Regions from separate parts of the Homo sapiens genome. Here region 2 is linked to region 1. A link is a loop called in an ENCODE intact Hi-C map of the cell type or tissue named here. Cell type or tissue: endothelial cell of umbilical vein. All regions are shown on one strand. Each heading gives the region's core, and the rest is flanking DNA. Links, peaks and the distances in the headings are about the cores only. Region 1 overlaps GRIK4 (glutamate ionotropic receptor kainate type subunit 4). Region 2 overlaps ARHGEF12 (Rho guanine nucleotide exchange factor 12).

The links. Hi-C counts contacts between places; a loop is a spot of excess contacts. Peaks named below come from ENCODE experiments on the same cell type or tissue, not always from the same donor. Only the 100,000 strongest peaks of a DNase experiment are listed, where the experiment ranks them.
Region 2: a loop joins it to region 1, with 22 times the contacts of the local background. A loop is called at or near these places in 1 of 110 quality-filtered maps.

The regions. Positions count from the first base shown.
Region 1 is chr11:120,560,588-120,571,622 of GRCh38, forward strand. All of the region lies in intron 1 of GRIK4 (glutamate ionotropic receptor kainate type subunit 4), which reads left to right. Among named protein-coding and RNA genes, the nearest start is that of GRIK4, 54 kb to the left of the region's middle. RefSeq lists enhancers at 3,961-4,541, 4,542-5,121 and a silencer at 4,141-4,410. In endothelial cell of umbilical vein, for the core only: no CTCF peak of the experiment used is centred there; DNase peaks (open chromatin) are centred at 4,644 and 5,754; H3K4me3 peaks cover 1,020 bases; H3K27ac peaks cover 2,489 bases.
Region 2 is chr11:120,427,298-120,438,332 of GRCh38, forward strand. It overlaps ARHGEF12 (Rho guanine nucleotide exchange factor 12), which reads left to right. Exons shown (of 41, transcript NM_015313.3): 8 at 772-950; 9 at 2,143-2,220; 10 at 2,415-2,534; 11 at 4,474-4,614; 12 at 10,011-10,085. Among named protein-coding and RNA genes, the nearest start is that of GRIK4, 79 kb to the right of the region's middle. RefSeq lists enhancers at 7,709-7,853, 8,681-8,825 and cis regulatory regions at 7,781, 8,753. In endothelial cell of umbilical vein, for the core only: no CTCF peak of the experiment used is centred there; a DNase peak (open chromatin) is centred at 4,974; H3K27ac peaks cover 1,281 bases.

The sequences.
Region 1 (11,035 bases), core at 2,979-7,978:
CACACACAAGAGACAGTATGATAGTAAGAGTCAAATTGAGGTTCTAATTTCAGCTCCTCCATTCATTAGTTGAGTGGTCTTAGATCACTCGGTGCCTCAGTTTCCTCATCTATAAAATGGGATAATTATAGTGGCTACCTTATTGGGTTGTGAGGATTAAATGAGATCATGGCTTTTAAATTGCTTAGCACAGTATCTGGCACATAATAAGCATTCAGTGATGTTAATGACAATAATTAAAAAGCTTTAACATCTACTTCAGTGGAAGAGCAGTGGGGATGGTATGATCTCGTGGGGGATTTTCTGTGGGTCCTTTCTGTCTGCTAAGGATTTCATCTTCCTCCTTCCCCCCTTCCACGCCTCTGGGAAGATCTTTATTTGGCCTCAGCCTTAAATGGATATTAATGCGGAAATGTTAGGGCTGGAGATTTCCACAGCCTTTGAATAGTAGACATTTGGAAAATTAAATATTTCTGTCAAGTGTGCCATAAATCTTGGCTGTTTAGGAAGGTGAGAAATTAAAATTGCAAGACAGCCAGGGAGGGAGTGAGCCTGTCTAGTCCCCTGGTGTGTGGTCTCTGGGTAAGGAGGGGTGGGGTGGGACTGGGAGGTGGGGCAGGAGCAGGCCCTGGGTTTAGCGGCAGCCAGGGGAGGGTGGGTTGCTGCGGGTCATCAGCCCGGCTGACTTGGAAATCCAGAAGGTTTTGATGGAGCGCTTCTCCCTCATGTTCTAGAAGATATTTCTGCATCAAGGCGCCTGCTACTGGGCTTTGAGCTTTCCTCTCCCTTCTCTCCTTCATGCTTTCGCCTCTCTTCCTGCACGCTCACCAGCAAGGCCTCTGCCTGGGAGGAAGCAACATGGCGCTGGTGACAGGCAGCACTCTAGGTCCCTTCTGCTGCTGGAGAGCCACGTGGGGACTAGGGGGGCCTACTCGGGGACTCCCCAGAGTTCCCTGCAGGCATACCCCCGCTCCAGCAATGGCAAAAGCCATGAGAGGGTCTCATATATAGAAAGGGTGTCCCAGGCCACACCTTCGGGGGCAGCCCATGTATGCCTAGGGGTCGGGAAACAGCAAAGAGAAGGCGATGTGGGTAAGGCCTCTTTACTACCACACGATTCTGTCTTCCAGAAGAACCTGGCCACCCCCACATCTCCTCCCTCTCCTCCAAACCCCAAGATGACCCAGAGGCTCAAAGCCACCTTCAGTCTTAGCTGTTTCTTTTTCCTGCCTTCTCCTCCAGTCATATATCTGGATCTGACTGCTGCACGCTACACAGCTGATGATGGGAGTGTGACTTGGTCAAAAGTTCTTTGTGGCCCACTTGAAAAGGGTGCCAAATAAGGCAAAGAATATCCAGGAGGGTATGGCCAAGGTGGTGAAGAGCCCCAGAAGGATGTCGTGTTCTTCCTCTTATCATTCATTAGCTCAGCAATTAGGAAGCAGTTGTTAGAATGTGCCAGATGGGCTGACACTGAGGGCGTACACACAATAAGGGGAGGGAGAATCTGCTCACCATGGGCCAGGCACTGTGCTAAGTCCTTTAAACCCATTGATTCACCTAAGCCCAACAGCCTTAAGATATTACCTTTATCCATTTTAATAAGGAAACTGTGATTCAGAGAAATTAAGTGACATGGCAGATGGAAGAGCTAAGAATCAAACTGACATTTCACTAACTCCAAAGCCGAGACTTTTAATCATTTTCCAATAAGGCAATGATTGTGAAATAATGACGTGTGAAAAAGTCAACAGGGACCCCGGCCTTGGCCCTAAGAAGCTCACAGTCTAGTGAAGGAGCAGGTAAGTGTATTTGGGAGGCTAACTTAGTCTCAGATGGATGGCAGGGAGCTGGGGAGGGCTTCCTGGAGGAGGTGATGCCTGAGCTGAGCCTAGAAGGATGTAAAGGAACCAACCAGAGGAAGAAGGGGAGTTAGGGTATTGTGAGGCTGGTGGGGGCTGGGGAAGAGCTTGCACACACAGAAGTAAGTGAGGATTTGTGTTTGGGTCATGGCAAGCAGGCTGGAGCCAGGGTACAAGGGGAGAGAAGAAGCTGGAGACGTGACAGTGATCAGTTCATGGGGGGCCTTGTATACCAGGCTAAGGGTGCCAGGAAATGGCTGGGGAGATTTACACAAAAGGGAACAGGTTGAGATCCTCTGGTGGTGGTAGGGCAGTGCTAGTGAGAAATGTGTGCAGCTTGGACTAATTTGAGAGACTTTCTAGAAGGTAGAACCCACAGGACTTAGTGATGATTGGGCATGGGGGGTATCGTGTGGAAAAGGGAGGAGCCAGGTCAGGGGATCAGAATGGGCAGCCAGCCCTCTTCTGCAGGGTCCAGCTGCCTGGTGGCAGTGGGGGACCCTATTTTGGCCTTCTGCGGAAGCATGACGTCCAGTGGGCTGTGGATGTATGTGACTGCCGAGATGTCAGTCATGCAGGCTGGCACCCAGCTTGCCCAGCTTCCAGAACGGGGATGGTGAAGTGTGTCTTTCCACTTCACTGTCTCCCTGGGTAAAACCCGGGAATCAGCTCCCTTCTTTTGTCAGTTGCAGAGGAAGTGGGCTCTTTCTCTATTAGACATACTCGCAGTGTCTAGTATCAGCCTCTTTGTCCATGTGGGATAGGGATTGCTTGGCCGGTAAGCACTGTGTTTGGGTGTACATCTCCTAGGATACTAGCATGTGGCCACTTGGAAGGCGGCTGCCTAGCAGCCCTCAGCCTAGCTTCAGGAGAGGAACTATGGGATCCAGCTTCTCTGGGCTCCAGAGAACAACTTCTGGGGCCTGGAAGAACCCTGTGCCCAGTGACAAGCTTGTAAAAAGAGAGAAACAATCCCTATATTTTTGGTCCCTGGGAAGGAAGTAGGGTGGACAGCAGCCTTAACTTTCTGGAGCAAAATGTGAACTTTTGAGAGCTGAAGACCAAAAGCGGGTTCAGCTTTTGAACTCGTTTTTTTTAAACCAACCTAGGCCAAAGGCTGGGAGAAGGCAGCAGCAGCCAGCCCTGTGTTACAGGTGGGATAGATGGGTGCTTTGCTCACGGTCCAGCTGGTCTCCCCGCAGCTGCTAGACCCCAGGAACTTCTGGAGCTCCCGTCCTTGGAGCCTCCTCTCAGGAAGTTAGATGTGGCACTCAGGGTTAGTTGGCTCTGAATTCCCCTCCACCCTTCCCCAGGTCATTCAGAAGCCTACCTCCTGAGCTACCCAGGGCTCTGGAATCTCCACCTGCTGTTTCACTGCTGTTTGCACCAGTTCTGGCGCCTCCCACACCTGGGGTCGGTTGTGCCTCCACGCCCGCTCTGAGCACAGTCACCGTCTGGGCCCCCTCTCCAGTGACACTCCAGGCCTAAACATTATTTTCCCATCGCGGAGGAGGTGTTCCCGGTGTGTCTCATGAATTTAACACAAGCTGCCGGAGAGCCTTTGAAAGGTTAGGGGGTGGGTAGGGAGGCAGTTTATGTAGTGGGGAAGTTGGGGTGGGGGAGGCAATGTCCCGGAGGAGTGGCTGGTGGCCTGAGGAAGGGCCCGGGCGCGCAGGCGGCGGCTAGCGCTGGAGCCCCAGCCAGCTCCCTCTCCCCACGTGCGCGCTAGGCCTTGGTTACTCTGGCAACTCGCCCCGCTCAGACGGCACCAGGCAGCTGAATCCAGCCCCTTGTTACGGGGGAAAATGCTCTCATTGAAGCGCCGGAGCGCAGCTTCTGCCTTTTATTGCAAGCGGCGCCACCGGATTCCATTTGTAAACTTATTAGTGTGCGCTCGCGGGGAGGGGGCTCGGGAATCCGGGCCCGGGCAACCGGCGCCGCATGCTAATCAGGGGGCGCCCGCCCCCGCTTTGCCCGTGGCCCTCCTTTCCCGATTCCCCGACGTTTCGGGAGGAGTGGGGTCGGAGCGCAGGGCTGGGAAGGGTCTTAGGACCCAGGAAGGAGACGGGTGCCTCCCAGAGAGGACCCCATCCCCTCCGAGGTCCGGGCGGCTCCCGGCCTCTCCCTGGGGTGCCGTAGCCCCCCTCGACCCGCCTTCCCGCAGCCGCAGTCGTTCGGGCCTGGAGGTGGCCGGGCATCGGTGCCGACGCCGCGAGGGCAGCGCCCGCGGCGGGAATACTAATGCACCCTAAAGGGCACGGCCGCCGCCGCAGCAGGTAATTAGCTGGACCGCGGCGGAGCGCGCGGAGGTGGCTGCTGGCTGCAAGGACTGCGCCCAGCCTCCGCCTCGCCCCTCGAGGCTCCCGCGTGGGCCGGCGGGCAGTGCGTGGGCCACAGGAAGCGGGCTGACTGGACCCGGCTCAGGACTTCGCACAAGGGCAGCTCTTTGTTTACAGCTCCTCTCCCAGCTCCCCGCTTTCCTTTCGCCCACCGCCTCCCTTTTCCGGCGATCGGCTCCGCCGGCTGCGGGGGGGTGGGGGGGGTGGGGTGTCCTGTGTAGCCGCCCACCTCCTGTCCCGGCCTCGTGCTCCCGCTGGGGACTGTTTGCGGTGAGTCTGTCGCACGCACGTCAGGGCCGAGGCAGTGATGCGGGGCAGCGTGGGAGGACGGGCTGCGGAGCCCGCGTCATCCTGCCTGTGGGGAGCGCTGTGCCTGCTCTCCTGCCAGCGCGCCCAGCTGTCCCGGCCGCCGCCACGCGGGACTGCCTGCCATGTCGCCACCGGCTGCTGACCTCATTAGGCCTCATGTCATGGAGGAGCCGGCGATTAAAGGACTCTAAGAACCAGAGCTAAGTGGCTGCAAAGATACTGACAGCCTCCCTAGAAGCCCACTTTCCAGTGAGCTGCTGCATCCTCTCCTCCTTTAATTAGCAGGAATGCGCTGGACAAGTTGTTACAACTGCAGGGAAAACGATAAAAGATGGCTTTGTATTAGTGTGGCAAATTTTATTAAACCGGGAGAAAGGGTAACTGAAACATGACAGCCGTGTGTGTAGTGCCTCCTGAATTTGTAATAACCCAATCTTGTTCTGAATCATCCCTGTGTTGGCTAAAGGAATATAAAGCGTTTTACAGATCCAATATTGTACGAGGTACAACAGAACACAGCCGAGTGAGGAAGGACGACAGGTAGGAGAAGGGGGCCTCCAGCGCCCGGCAGCGCTCACGGTTAATGAGACCGGAGTAGAAATACAGGGTCTGGCTGCAGGCTTTGCCTCACTAATTACTCCTGCCCCCTGGCTCTTTTCTACATCTCAGTCTTTCCACTTATAATTCAGAGGTAATACCTGGCCACATGAGAAAACTTAACTAATAGCACGTTAGTTGCCAGGGAATGGACAAAACCATCTTTTCCTATAGAGAGTGAAAAGCAAGACAGGAAATCTAGGAGAAAGAGTTGAGACACACGTGGTTATTCTGGGCTTGGGGTGTGACTTTGGTATTAGGCTGGAAGGATGATGCTATGTTTCCTACCCCTTGAGCCGTGTTGAAAGTAGGCGTCATTGTCTCTAGGATAAAAATCTGAGCCAGGCCCACAGAGGTTAAGTTTTATATCCAAGATACAGTAAATGGCAGCCTGGATTTGTGCTTTGCACTTTAAAGCCTGTTCTTTGCCTATTACCCTAGGCCTCAGATTTTATTTGACAAATGAAAAGGCAAAAAATTCTTCATTTGTAGAGGCCGTTTAGTGAACAGTTGTAGCTCTATGAGCTGTAAGGGATTTCCAGAGATCTTCTGATCTAGGCAAGATATTCTTTATTCTGCTTTTCAGAGGAAGTAACTGGAGTCCAGAGACGTTAGGCACCCTGTCCAGGGTCATCCAGCCAGGAAGTGACTGAGAAAGGAGGCCAGACTTCAAATTCCTTCTGACTGAGTAAGGTCTCAGGTGTCAGATAAGCCCATGCTGGTGTTAAAATAGACTATTTAAGGTGATTGCCAGCTAATCTACGGACGAAGTTGGGCCAGCCTACGATGTGGTTTGGACCCTCCAGATTTGGAATAAAGAAGGTGCTGAGCATATGTGGCACATACTGTTCCAACAACTTGTAAACCCTTTTTTGTCTTGAGGTTCAGTTTTCTGAGTGGGTAGTACAATAAAGTGGTTTCATTACTGGTGAGCAATTAATGGGTTGACATCAACTAAGAGGGAGAGTCTAGGGACATATCACAAGATTTTTTTTCTTGTTTATACCCTCAGTTTTTTTTTTTTTTTTGAGACGGCGTCTCACTCTGTTGCCAGGCTGGAGTGCAGTGGTGCGATCTTGGCTCACTGCAAGCTCCACCTCCCGGGTTCAAGTGATTCCCTTGCCCCAGCCTCCCGAGTAGCTGGGACTACAGGCGCGTGCCATCACACCGGCTAATTTTTGTTTTTTGTATTTTAGTGGAGATGGGGTCTCACCATGTTGGCCAGGATGGTCTTGATGTCCTGACCTCGTGTTCCGCCCACCTCGGCCTCCTAATTTTTTTTTTTTTTTTTTTTTTTTTTGAGACAAGGTCTTGTTGTGTTGGCCTAGCTGGAGTGTAGTTGCTATTCATAGGTGTGGTTGTGCTGCGCTGCTGCCTTGAACTCCTGGGCTCAAGTGATTCTCCTGCCTCAGTCTCCTCAGTAGCTGGGACCCCAGGCCATGCCATCACATCCAGCTTGTTTTTTGATGTTATTTTTTTAGAGATGCGATCTTGCTCTGTTGTTCCCTAGGCTAGAGTGCAGTGGTGCGATCATGGCTCACTGCAGCCTTGACCTTACAGGCTCAAGCGATCCTCCCACCTCAGCCTCCCAAATAGCTGGGAATGCAGGGGTGTGCCACTACGCCCAGCTAATTTTAATTTTTTGGTAGAAATGGGATCTCTCTGTATTGCCCAGGTTGGTCTTGAACTCCTAGGCTCAAGCAATCCTCCCACCTCGGCCTCCCAAAGTGCTGGGATTACAGGTGTGAGGCATCTCCCCAGCCTTGATGTTTATGATGTGTTAAATAATGGAATTAAGACCCAGAGCTCTCAGCAGGATAAGAAAGGGATTAGAAAGGGGATTTCGTGTTAGTTAGCAGAGCAAAGGGTTTGGTACAGACACATGGACATGTGACTGAAGGCCTTGTGTGCTGGGACTCCAGAGGGAGACCACAGAGAGTGGCCAGCACTTGCTGAGCAGGGGAAGAGAGTGATGATATCCATGAAAGAGACATCCCTGGCTACACTGGGAAGCCCACATTCCCTTCTCAGACACTTGTGGCTGGCCCTAGGTAGTGAGTGGGTATGGGATGTCAACAGGAGGTATGTCTTATGTGACAGTGTTGGGCTTTTTAAAAGTCTTATGTTCTATTCCCCTTCTCCAAGGCAGGTACAGACCAAAAACATCCCATAAAGATAGTTGTCTAGCATAAAATCTACAGTAGGCCAGGCATGGTGGCTCATGCCTATAATCCCAACACTTTGGGAGGCCGAGGCAGGAGGATCACTTGAGTCTAAGAGTTCAAGACCTGCCTGGGAAACAGGAAGACCCTGCCTCTACAAAAAATAAAATAATTAGCTGGGCATGGTGGTGCCTGCCTAAAATCCCAGCTACTTGGGAGGTTGAGGCGGGAGGATTGCTTGAGCCCTGGAGTTTAAGGATGCTGTAAGCTATTATTGCACCACTGTACTCCAGCCTGGGTGACAGAACAAGTCCTTGCCTCAAAAACAAACAAACAAACAAACAAAACAAACAACTCTCCAGCAAAGACTCACAACCTCTTAAGGGGATGCAGTCAAATGTTGCCTTATAATAAGACAGTTTCTCCTGGTATCCTGCCTGAGTTGAGTTCTTACTGCTTCCATTTTCTTCTGTTCTGTCCTCAGTGGAGATGGAGATGTACACCACCTTCTTTCCAGGCATTCTTTTCTTTTCTTTTCTTTTTTTTTTTGAGACAGAGTCTTGCTCTGTTGCCCAGGCTGGAGTGCAGTGGCATAATCTTGGCCCACTGCAGCCTCTGCCTCCCAGGTCCAAGTGATTCCCCTGCTTCAGCCTCCCAGGTAGCTGGGACCATAAGTGCACACCACCATGCCTGGCTAATTTTTGTATTTTTAGTAGAGACAGGGTTTCACCATGTCAGCCAGGCTGGTCTTGAACTCCTGGCCTCAAGTGATCCACCTACCTCGGCCCCCCAAAGTGCTGGGATTACAGGTGTAAGTCACCATGCCAGGCCTCCAGTTACTCTTTGGAGATGTGAAGGCTGACATTTAAGTCTCACCTCTCCTCTTGTGCAATCCTTCTTGCCAAAGATGGAGTTAGACCCTCAGAGAGGTTTGCTCCCCACCCAGCAGTAATTAACGTGTCCCTTTTCCCAGCATGGAGAGGAAATGAGCAAAGCCCTTCTGTTAAAAAAAGAAGACAAAAATATGTAATACAACCCCAGGCTCCAGTTTGGGTTTGCAAAGTGGAAAACAAAACAGAACCATTTTTCAGGTACTTTTATGTTAAGCCTCTCTAATGTGCCCCAAAATATTTTTCAAGTGATTCATCTACAATCCAATAAGAACAACGGCTGTTGCCATTTGGATGAAAGGAGCTGAGGAGCATTAGTGAGCGATTTGATTTTATGAAGGGGAAGTGGCACAGGTGCTTAGAGCCATTTGCTTGAGGCACCAAGGTCTATGCCCGGGGCATCTGCAGCTCCAGGCGGGGCAACTGGCAGTGCTACAAGCTGGATAATAGACCTACCAGGCACGCCCCGCCCCATGGTTAATATGGGAAAGGGCTACTTGCAATGGAGGCTTTGAACTTGGGTGCATTGGTCCCCACCACTCAAGGATCTCTTTATGGTCTGCTAATTTAGAAAATTACTATGACCAATGATGATAATACTAATAATTCACATTCATAAGGGACTTTCTAGTTTATAAAGCTGCCTTCCATCCATTATCTGACTTGATCCTGATAACCACTCTTGGACTGGAACAGATACTATCATCCCCATTTTACAGGTCAGAAAACTAAGGCTTCAAGATGTTTACTGCTTTGTCCAAAATTAAGAAGCTCCCCTTCTCTCATGCCCCCATTTCTATATATGGGTATTCCCTTGTGAATGTCAGGGATTTTTTTGTTGTTGTTGAATTATAATTTGAGAGAGGGAAGAGTAGCTTCCCTAAAGAGTAGTGATGCGTAGAGTGACTTTGGGGAGAAGGGTAGGGTCATTAGCCAGGGAACAGGAGTGGCAAGAGGGACTCCACAGTGGCAGAGGAGAAATTCTGGACTCTGCTCTTGCAAATACAGACTTGGAGGAGGCTGGGTGTAGGGAACAGTGGTAGCCCCTATGTGGTGGGTGGGGAGCTAGGTAGGGTAAACTGGGAACCTGAGGGAGGGTCTAATCTCCCATACTCCCAAAGACCACATCTGCTAGATGTGTATGCCTCTTGTTCCTTTCCCATTTGTATTTCCAGGCTGTTAGAAAGTCTTATTTAATCATTCTAGTCTCATTAGTTGTGCTTTTTGGGATTAAGGCCAGGACCCATTTCCATAGCAAAGGAGTTACATAGAACTCTCCATAGCAGAGTTACATGAAAATGGTGTTGGCTGCTCCGGGAGCCCCTCCTGTTGGTGGCAACAATAAAGAGTGAGAGACCGCCAGGGCGAGATGAAGCTTAGGCGACAGGGATCAAGGTCGAAAAGGCTGCAGCTTGTCTCGTGGGGAACCTCGCTCTACTGCCAACCACAGAGGATCAGGGGTTGGGGATTTTAAAAAGCTATTGTGATAATTACTCATAGTTTATAAGTCAAATCATATTTTAAAAGGCTTATAACAATATTCAGTATTTCTCTGTCCCACCCTTCCTGTCCCTCAACCTCCCTTTTTTGAAATAATGGCTTTCAACTGTTTAGCTGCTTTTTTCTGAGATTTCCACATCTCTATAGTTCTAAATATGTGTGCATTGCTATATTTTAATGTATCGATTGCATACATTATCAGTTGACTTTCTGCTTTTGCTTTTTAAGAGGGTGGCTCACTCTGTCACCCAGGCTGGAGTGCAGTGGCATCATCGCGGTTCACTGTAGCCTCAACCTCCTGGGCTCAAGGGATCATCACCCCACCTCAGCCTCCCGAGTAGCTGGGACTACAGGTGCACCATCACACCTGGCTATTTTTTTGTTATTACTTGTAGAGACAGGTCTTGCTGTGTTGCCCAGGCTGGTCTCGAACTGCTGGGTTCAAGTGATCCTACCACCTTGGCCTGCCAAAGTGCTAGGATTACAGGTGTGAATAATGCCCAGCCAATTTTCTGTTTATGGTAATGAGGATTTAGTCTCTTATACTACCATCCCATCTGACACCTTCCCCTCATATGTGGTATTTAAACTTTAGTTAAATGAATAGTCAGAATTTACATTATATCTGTGTGAATATTATTTACAACTATTGTGAAACAGTTGTTTCCTTACCTCTCATTTTGTTCTGAAGTTGGTAACTGCCTTGTTTTATCATTTGCTTAGTTTTCTTTGTCCTTACCAATAGCCTCTCAGAATGATTTTCCACAAGGTCACTCTCTCCAGGTGATCAGTCAGCCCCTGTGTCTTGGAGCCTTCACTCCTGGACACTTCTGTTCTTATGTCTGGACTGCTTGCCTTGTAGGCCTGGTGCCCGGCTGTTTTCCTGGGACTTCCCTTGGCCCCCTCCTCCCTAGACTCCTTTTGCCTTTCCCTGATTTACATTCCCTATTTCTGAGACCTTGCATCTTCTTCTTTCTTGGTTTACTCCATTGTTTTGATGGAGCGTGCTCTCCAGGAGTTTTCTCAGATTGAAAAGCTGTGCAGCAGCTGAGGACATGGTGACGACTGTCCTCTGCATGCCGCTGCACACCCTGCACTCTGGCTGGTTGCCTTCCACACCTGTGCACAGCAGTCTCTTTTCCCCTGGGCTGGATCTCCCGTTTTCTGTAGCTTACATGTTCCTTTTGCTTAGGTTAGTCCCTCATCTTGCTGGAAGATTTTGATTTTTTAGGAAAGCTGATTGGTGGCAGGACCCTCCTGCATGCTGCACTAGTAAGTGGCAGAATTGTGACTCAAACCCAGGTCTGCTGGTTTACATCAGGTGTTCCTCCTCCCCCAAGCTATGATTCTAACTCCTCCTCCTGTGGGGGCCCAGG
Region 2 (11,035 bases), core at 2,520-7,519, 130 kb before region 1:
TGTTATTGTGGAATATTTTTTGGTCATACTCATTTTGTAAAGTTAATTTAAAATTGCATTTTATGTTCTAGCATATTCACTAAACCCTGCCTAGTTAGTGTCATCTTAAAATATGAAGATCTAGGCCAGGTGCTGTGTCTCACACCTCTAATCCTAGCACCTTGGGAGGCCAAGGCGGGTGGATCGCTTGAGCTCAGGAGTTTAAGACCAGCCTGGGCAACATGGCGAAACCCTATCTTTAAAAAAAAAAAACATTGCAGCTACTTGTGGGGGCTGAGGAGGGAGGATTGCTTGAACCCAGGAAGTCGAGGCTGCAGTGAGCTGAGATCGTGCCGCGGCACTCCAGCCTGGGTGACAAAGTGAGACCCTAATTAAAAAAAAAAAAGAAGATTTAAAAAATTTACATTTAAGAAATTAATTAAACATAGCCACTAATAGATGGTTGATTTTAACACTCCTCTAAATAAAGAAAATATATAATATATTCTTGGAGTTATAAATTTTATTTGCTTTTAAGTAATATCTGATCTTACTAGTAGTAACTTGCTATCTGAAAACGGCATCATTCTTTTGGATTTTTAGGGCAGTCATAAAAGAGAAATGACAAATTAGTTTTTTTTTCTGTGGAGACATGATGTAGCAGATGATGGGACTGTCTTACATAACTGGATCTTTTAGAACTATCGAAGATTAAGTAGTAAAATGGTATAAAAAGTTTCTTGACAATGTTATTTTCCCTTCCCTTCCCTTTTTCCGTCTCCCCACCCCAAGCTGGTTCCTATGTAGCTCTCACTGTTCAGGGACGCCCACCTGGGTCGCCCCAGATTCCACTTGCCGACTCTGAAGTAGAGCCGTCAGTCATTGGACATATGTCTCCCATCATGACATCTCCTCATTCACCTGGAGCATCTGGGAATATGGAGAGAATCACTAGTCCTGTGCTCATGGGGGTAAGAATGGGGAAATTTCTTAGTTAAATGCTCAGTCTTATAAGGATGTGTTTACTTTATATGGAGAGTTTTCAAGTATTCGGCTGATGAACTAATTAAATTTAAGATTTTAGAAAATGATTTACTAATATAAAAATTACATAATAGGAATGATTAGAATATTGTCATAGCAGATTTAATTTAACAAGTATTAGACACCTGCCATATGTAAAACAGTGTGCCACCCACAGAAATATAGTTAAGGTACTCTATGTTCAAGATTATAGTCATCTTAGAATGTGTACTTTTAGGAGGGCGGGGATTTTTGTTTATTTTGTTTACTGTTACGTTTCCAGTACCTGAAATATTGCTTAGCATGTAGAAGGTGCTTAACAAAGCTTTGTTGATTGAGATTAAGTCAAGAGTATACAAGTAACTATAATACAAGGCAGAATGTAGACATTATGAGGGCAAAAAAAATGCTAAGTTCTATGAGGATTCAAAGGAGGGAGAAAGCACATAGAAGAAGAACAATAAATAGAAGGAGCCAAAAAAGCATCAAATATTGTGGAGAAGTAGCTAGGATTTTTGGTTGGTTGGTGCCTGTTAAGGATGTGCATAGTGGGAGATGAACTTGAAAATAGTAGGTTGACTATATATTTTGAAAAGTCACATCTCCCAAGCTAATTTACATGTAACTAGATAAGCAGTAAGAATCCATTCAATGTTGTTTCTTTTTAAGCAAAAGAGTACATGATTATCCTAGGATTATAGGAAGACTAATTTGGTAAAATATTATAGGGTTGTGAAACAAGGAGGGATGATGGGTGATGAATTAGGGAGCTGTCTTCATATTTCAGGTAAGAGGTACTGGGAGTTTGAGCTATGCATGGGGATCGATAGTAAAGATCCAAATGAGGGAAAGTAAAAGATACTATTCTTATACTAAGACAACTTCATTTCTCCAATATCAATATTTAGTGTTCTCTTGAATCCAGTTTAGTAAAAATGAAATAGAAGGGCAGACATTTCCTTGTAGTTTCTTGTAAGTGTCATGTCTGAAAGCCTGTCCACATAACCCGGAAGTAAAAACCTAATAGGTATTGATAATTGGAGCCGAGGCAGAACTTTGTATGCCACATTTTCTCTATTTATTTTAGCTTCATTTTGTCTATACTGGTTGTTGTTTGTTTTTTATCTTTTTCTTTTCTAGGAGGAAAACAATGTGGTTCATAACCAGAAAGTAGAAATTCTGAGAAAAATGTTACAGAAAGAACAGGAACGGCTACAGGTATTAAATGAGAAGTAGGGCTGTTTACAGGCCAATAAAAATGTGAGTGGGCATGGTTGAGTTGGTGTTTATCAGTCACAATCAAGCAGCATTGTAACCAATGCCATTAGTTATATTATTGATTAAGAATGGACTATTTCTGTATCTTTTTTACATAAGTAATTAATTCTGAAAATATTTTTATAACTTTTCAGTTATTGCAGGAAGATTACAACCGAACACCTGCCCAAAGATTGCTAAAAGAGATCCAAGAGGCCAAGAAACACATTCCTCAGCTGCAAGAGCAGTTATCCAAAGCCACAGGCTCTGCTCAGGTAGCATCACTATTACAAGTGCTACCCAACTTTTTGCAGGAGAATTTTCTTCTGGGAATGTGTCAGAGAATGTTGCAGTTGCCTTTTTTAAAGTTATTTTTCTAGCGTAGGACAACAGGATGTCCTGTTAAGGATGTTACAGAAGTAATGATTAACAAAAATAAATGTGGGCGTCTGATTGTTTGCTTGCTCATGAGATCACATTTCTTTGTTCCATAATAATTTAAAAAAGAATTGAGTGCTTTTGCTTTGATGTGACAAACTACTAAAATGTATTTAGATATATATATATATTTATATTTTTTGTGGTTCATTCTGCCATCTTAAAACAGAATGGCAGTTGATATGTTTTTAAATAGGAATTTAAGAATTTACAACAACAGGCATTGAGCTAAATATATGGACAAGCATTTTCTTATTTAATCTGCATAACATCTCTGAGGTTACTTATGGTTGTTTTCCTCCAGTTTACATATATACTTAGAGAGAGTTAGAGAGATTAAATGACTTGTCTGAGGTCATATAGCTGCAAAGTAATAGAACTGGAATTCAAACCCAGTCTGAGGATTTAAAAGCACATTCATACTCTTAATGACTATATTTTTATTGTAATTTAAAAATAGATTTCAGTAGAATTTGCTGTATAGTTATAAGCTATAGAGATAATGGTCTCATAAGAAAAAAAAAGCTCAGCATTTATATGTTAACCAGACTTACATTCTGTAATATTCAGATTTGGGATATGTAAAGCACCTTGTACTTCATCTTAAAGCAAAGTAGATAAATTGCCTATACATTTAAAATAGGTAAAAGCTGTTTTTTTGTCACTGTTCCCGAGTTAAATCTGAAGGGAAGGCTGCATATTCGCAAAAGAATTCTTTGAGATCATCTAGCCTAATCTGCTTACTTTCTGATTTAAAAAAATTATGTTATAATTGAGAAACCTAGGGTCTAAACTGGTTAAATCACCTATACAAGGCCATACAGTATGTAAGGTCCCCTGACATCCTGGTTTAGTGTACTTTTCATTCCATTGTTTTTTTCATTACCTTCAGTCCCAGTAGCGATGTCACATTTTGAGTGTTACACCTCAGTAATGTTGACAGTTTTATGTTATTACTAGGCAAATATAATATTCTTACCCTGTTTGGACAGCAATCTAAATGCTTATAACCTGGCCAGGCGCAGTGGCTCACACCTGTAATCCCAGCACTTTGGGAGGCCGAGGCGGGCAGATCATCTGAGGTCGGGAGTTTGAGACCATCCTGGCCAACATGGTGAAACTCCGACTCTACTAAAAATAAAAAAATTAGACAAGCTTGGTGGTGCATGCCTGTAATCCCAGCTACTCGGGAGGCTGAGGCAGGAGAATGGCTTGAACCATGGAGGCGGAGGTTACAGTGAGCCGAGATCCTGCCACTACACTCCAGCCTGGGTGACAGAGCAAGACTCCATCTCAAATTAAATAAATAAATAAATGCTTATAACCTGATCTAAATGCTTATAATAATTTATGTTATAGTATTATGTCCTAGAATTGGCCATTGATTGACACTCTGAAGCATTGGAAGGTAGTTAACAAGAAACTATAGGGTAATAACCTTTATTAATGGGCAGACAATATAAATTATATAAATATAAATTACATAAATTAACAAACCATTTTATCTTTTTGCTATATTTAGAAGTTTGAACTTACATTCTTTTTACCAAAATATCACTTGCCCTGTCTTTAAGGTCATGACATTTTAGAATACCGGAATTAGTAGTTATTTATGGATTTTACTCGTAGAATTTTAAACATACTTGAGCATATCAGAATGTCCAACTTTTAGTAGTCTCCATGTAGATTGTAGTACCACTATTTCTTTATGCAGCAAGTAATGAAAGTTTTCTTTTATGTGTTTGTGTGCGCGTGTTTTTCTTTCATCTGTTTTAGGATGGAGCTGTAGTTACACCCTCCAGACCTTTAGGGGACACCCTAACAGTCAGTGAGGCAGAAACAGATCCTGGAGATGTACTGGGCAGGACTGACTGTAGCAGTGGAGATGCTTCTCGGCCCAGTAGTGACAATGCAGATGTAAGCTTTCAGTTTTCTAAATCTTTTTTCTTCTGTATTCTTCTTTACAGCCCCTTTCTAGATTTGATTTTAAGTGATGTGAATTAGAGGTGTCTTAGCACTTTTTACCATCCCCATTTTTAATGTACCAATTTGATAAACAGAAATCTGGTTACTGTTATATATAAGCTTTTAATTCCAGAGTTCACTTTTTCCCTTGAACACCCATTGCCAACTGTTTCTTTTACAGGGATGGAATTTCCCAGCAGGCATCTTGTTCGTGGGTAGAGAAGTTACTAATGCCAGTGCATTTTTACTGAACCGAGAGACCAACTGTTGATATCTTTAAGAGCATGTTAATATTCCATTTGTGGTCAGAGTGACTCAGTCTTGAATCATGGGGCACTTTGCCATTACCAAGAGGAAAAACCTCAGTCCTGTTAGATAGGCTTCAGTTAATAGCCCAGGTTTAGTGACAGCACTTTCTTGATTAACCCAGAAACTGCCAGATGAACATGACTATCTGTTAAGATGATAATAAAACATTTTAAGCTGAATATGATGTAACACCATAGACATATGAATACCTAAAAGCTAAGTTCAGTATTACTTACCCAGCAATACTTTGTAAATTGTATGCAGTGGTAGGAATAATGACTTAAATGTAGATCACCCTCTTTAAAAGTGATGAGGGAAGAAGTCTGAACGAATGTTTTGTAATTGTGGGTCATGAAATCAATTTTGTGGGTTGTATTTCTTTTTTAAAAAAAGAATAGGAAATACAGTGCTTTGCATATAGAAGAGGTGTCACTTCTTGGGACTTTTGTTACATATACACACATCTACTATTTAACAATGTGAAGTTTCTCTCTTATTGAAGGTTGTTGTTGGGGGATTGTTTTGTTTTGTTGTTTTTTAAAAAGGAAGCCGTGGTCTAAGCCATCATTCAGGCTATCTCTTGAGGCTTAGGCCCAATGACCCAGTTCCTCATGCAAAAAACAAACTGAGGATTTGTGGGTTTTTTGTTTTGTTTTGTTTTGTTTTTTAAGGTAGTGATAGGAGTCTTGTGATTGGGTTAGCTAAAGGTTTTAATGGAAAATTTCAATTTGGGCTCAAGGAAAAAATGGTAGTCACTAATATTTGTTGGGTATATGTCCCATACACGGTGATAAGGTTTTATGTTCCTTAGTTAATTCTCAAAACAGCCTTATGAAGTAGTACTGTTGTTACTGTAACTTTACAAAAGAAAAAATTGAGGCCAAAGGGAGTTAACTAACTTTCCAAACTTATTCAGGCAATAGGTGATCTACTTCCACCTAGCTCCAAAATACCAGTAATCGAAATATAAACAAAAGCACTGAGGTTTGAAAATGCGTAACATTTTGAGAGAGCAGTGAGAATTTTAGGGCAACCTGGCATATTAGGGTTATAGATGGAATGGCTAGAGATTATCTTAGAAGCCAAATCATGAATCCAGGTTATAAAGGGCTTCAACTTGTTCTAGCAGTACATACCGCTTTTGGGAATGCTTTTCGTACTCTTCTTTTTGTTTTAGTAATGCGTCTCCTCGCTGTTTTCATGGCTTGTCCCTACCATGAGATGGGAAGTTCCTTGAGAGCAGAGGGACTGTCTTGTCTGACTTTATGTTTCCAAAGTGTAGCAAATTGTAGGCATTCAGAGCAAATGATACGAATGAGAAATTTGAATTTTATCTTGTATTTAGAGGAATGTTACAATAAAACATGTGACTTAGAAATATAACCTTATAAAAGAGTGAATTGTTGGCTGGGCGCCGTGGATCACGCCTGTAATCCCAGCACTTTGGGAGGCCAAGGCAGGCCAGTCACAAGGTCAGGAGTTCAAAACCAGCCTGGCCAACATAGTGAAACCCCGTCTCTACTAAAAATACAAAAAAAAATTAACTGGGTGTGGTGGCACACGCCTGTAATCTCAGCTACTGCAGAGTCTGAGGCAGGAGAACTGCTTGAACCAGGGAGGCGGAGGTTGCAGTGAGCCAAGATCGCGCCATTGCACTCCAGCATGGGTGACAGAGCAAGACTCCATCTCAGGGGTGGGTAAAAAAAAAAGAGTGAATTGTTTAGTATAGAAATAGGCATTCCAATCAATTAAGACTGTTTGACATGTAATTGATACTTAGTATTTGAATACATGAAATCAATGAATAAAGTGGGCTTTATCTTGCATGCAGAAGAGAGACACCATCAGAAACATATCTGTGGAAAATGATTTGGTGTAAAGAGGGAGATCTGTAAGAAAAGAAGACTGCTTGGCTTAATAGGAACTTTAACAAATGTGTGCTGAATGGATAATAGTTAGCATTTATTCAGTACCTACTTTGTGCCAGAGGTTGTACCCAATGCTTTACAGATACTCTTTTTTAACACTCATAATAATCTTAAAAAAGCAGTATCACCATTTCATAGATGAGGAAACTGAGGCCAAATAAATAAATGAATATTGTGGAAATCCGAGTGAGAAATGATAAAGTCCAAGCTAGGCTATCTTCTGAACACAGAACACACAGGTTTAATTTCTACAAGTGTCTGAGGCTAAAGATGTGTTGCTTTTAGCTTATGGATTTCCATGTTTGTTTCAATTTTAAGTATGGAGGACCCGGTCTGCTTTTGTTGTTGTTTTAACAGTACTTTGAGTCGCGGTTTTACATTTTATCTTTTGAATCAGTGCTTTTAACTTTTTTCATTGTCTTCTCATTTTTATAAAATAATTTCCTGGTGGTGTTTGTGAAAGTTCCCTGCTTTTGCTTACCTTGGAGAAGGCTTTAAAGAATGCCCTGATACCCAGTTCTCACAAGAGAAGCAACTTGGTAACAAATCATCATCTGAAATTCAGAGCATCTATCATTTTGATTTTCAGTTTGTGAGTGATATTTTTGAAAAATTATTTATTTTGGAAAATTGTTAAACATATTCAAAAGTAAAGACTAACATAATCCTCCTCATGTCCCTGAGAACCTAGTCTCAGCAGTTTTGTTTGTACCCCCTATTCCTCACATCCTCCAAACACCAGATTAAAGTAAATCCAAGGCATTCGTTTATTAATATGTCTCTCTCTAAGAGATAAGAAGTTTTTAAAATATAGCTATAATATTCTTATTAAATCCTAAGAATTAATATTTTCTCAATACACAATTTTATTACCTTGTTTTATAATGATCTTTTTACAGTTTATTTGATTCAGGATCCAGTCAAGGCTTTCATATTGCCATTGGTTAATAAGTCATTTTAAGTCTTTATAATTTATAATAGTTTCCTTCTTTTTTTTCCTTGGCCATTTGTTGTTGTGGTTGTTGTTAAAGAAATTGAGTCAGATGTTCAGTAAAACAATCCATTTTCTAATTATATTTTCATGGTGTCGTATGACATGTTCCTTTATCTAAATTTTCTTAAAACTCCTAGTTAAATCTACAAGTCTTGATCACATTAGGTTTGATAGTTGTTATTTGGAATAATTCATAGATGATACTATGTACATCTCATTATATCACATGAGGATGTGAATGGCTGTCTTACTGTGGTTGTAAGCTTAAGGTGTTTAGGTGATATCAACATGATTTCCTTCATTATAACGTCCCCTGTCAAGCTTTTTTTTTTTTTTTTTTTTGAGATGGAGTCTCGCTCTGTTGCCCAGGCTGGAGTGCAGTGACGCAATCTCAGCTCACTGCAACCTCCGCCTCCCGGGTTCGTGCCATTCTCCTGCCTCAGCCTTCCGAGTAGCTGGGACTACAGGTGTCTGCTACCATGCCCGGCTAATTTTTTTTGTATTTTTAATAGAGACAGGGTTTCACCGTGTTAGCCAGGATGGTCTCGATCTCCTGACCTCGTGATCCACCCGCCTCAGCCTCCCAAAGTGCTGGGATTACAGGTGTGATCCACCACTCCCGGCCCCCAAGCTTTTGTGAAATGTTTTCACATGCCATTTATGATCAAAATGCCTAGATCCATTGTTTAATTCAGAGTTTCAAAAGGATATTATTATAATTTTGTCAGTATTTCTGTATTTATTACATGGAGTTATGTTACAAAAAATGATTTCCCTTACTAGCTAATAGGTTACCCTAAAATACAGCTTATACAGAAAATGTAGGGTAAATACTTCTCTTGATTCTTTTCAGAAGAGTTTTTTCAGGAGAGATGATACTCTTACAAACTCCAAAGGTGACAAGTGGGAAGGGTATATGTGTGTAATATTTTGAACTCATAGATTTCAGTATGAGTTACTCTTTTCTTTTGTTGGTGGGAGCCCCCTCAAATTTTCTCCTGTGTTCTTTTGACATGCCCCTCCAATATCTTTGATAGCTTTCTTGCTTTTTGTGACAGAATTATTCTAATCTTTTATATATCTTGTCCAAGACCTGAAAGTCATTCATTTCTCCAAGGTGGGGCATACATTTGAAAGTGCTGTTTTCTCTTGGTAACAGAAATATCTGTGATACCACCAAGATATCTTGCTATATGCATAGGTAAAATGTATCTTCCCTATTGGCACTCGTTAGGTCTCTGGTTCCTCATTTTCATTGCTCTAAAGAATGTCTCCCGTTGCTTTGGGGTGTTCCTCATCTCCACAAAGTGAGTTTCTGTGTCTCATATAGTTCATATTTTATACAGAAGTTCTCAGTATTTGTGGACAGCATCTGTGGATTCAGCCAACCATTTATCAAAATATTCAGGGATAGAAATGCATCTGTACTGAATATGCACAGACTTTTTTCCTAGTCATTATCCCCTAGACAATACAGTATAACAACTATTTATACAGCATTTATGCTGTATTAGGTATTATAAGTAATCTAGAGATGATTTAAAATATATAGAAGATTTGCGTATGCAAATACTATACCATTTTATATCAGGGACTTGAGCATCCATTCCCCCACAAACACTGAAGAACAACTGTATTAGGTATTATACAATACCATATAAATGTATTAAAATCCACCTTTCACATGAAGCGAGTAACAGAATAGTAGAAGCTTAATTGTACTCATAAGTAGGGCAAAATGCTTTTAGCTTGGATAGAAAGGATAGTTTGAGAAGGTAAGGATTAAGGAAGATAAGAGAGTTTGATTTTGACATAATGAGTTTGAGGTATGCAGTATATCTAATTATTTGGTAGAAAAGTAACCTCCAGGCCTGGAGATTAGGTAAAATTGTTTTGTTGATTCTGTATTGTTTATCAATATAAAATTGAAAAGGTGAGAGAATAAGTGACTTGCCAAAGTAAGGAAAAAGTAGCAGAACCAAGCATTTTACGAAAGATATTTAGTAGTTGTAAATACAAATATGAAATTCAGAACAATTTTTTTTTCACACTTTTTTCCCTCATCTCCTTTTGGTGTGCCTATTGAAATGAACTGAAGATCTTGTTTTTTTCATTAGAGTCCCAAGAGTGGCCCAAAAGAGAGAATTTATCTAGAGGAAAACCCAGAGAAAAGTGAAACAATTCAGGACACTGTGAGTATGAAATCCATGCAATGATAGTGCTGTCTTTGGCTTTCCTTATACTTAAAGTATGGTATAGACACATCTGATGTTTACATATTTTATTTTTTATTTTTTGGAAAAAAAATTAAAATTTATTAAAGAAACTTAATAAAGATTTGAATAAGTCAAGAGATATTCCATGGTTTGTAAGTATTCTTAGGTTCCTTCATATTTGTCGTGGTGGTAACATAAAATGTACTAGTTTAACCATTTTTAAGTGTATAGTGGCATTAAGTATATTCACATTGTTGTGCGACCATCACTGCCAACCATCTTCTCCAACTGCAATTTGGTACCCGGTAAACACTAAGTCTACATTTCCCCCTTCCCCCTAGCCCCTGGCAGCCACCATTCTACTTTCTGTCTCTATGAATTTGACTACTTTAGATACTCATGTAAAAAGAATGATACAATGTTTATCCGTTCATGACTGGCTTCTCTCACTTAGCATATGTCTTCAGCTTTCATCCGTGTTGTAGCATGTGTCAGAATTTCCGTCCTTTTTGAGACCAAATAATATTCCATGACATGTATATACACCACATTTTGTTTATCTGTCCGTTTGTCAGTGGGTACTTAGATTGCTTCCACTTTTTGCTATTGTGAATATGCTGCCTTGCCTTCAGTTTTTGTGGGTGTTCATCAAGAAGAAGAATTGTTTGATCTTACGTATTCTTAATTGCATGCTTTTAAGCACTCTGATTTTATCTTCTAATTACATTTATTTACAGTTTTGTAGTAAAAGATACAACAGCATTTTGTCATCTTTTTATTGTTAGCAACATAAGGACTATTGAAAAATCAGAGACATCAAATCAGTTATAAAATCAAAATTGTCTGACTACTGCTCGAAACTAATTTATGTTGTTTCACCTAATTTCTTTTTTTTAATTTTTTAATTTTTCCTTTTTTTAAAGAGG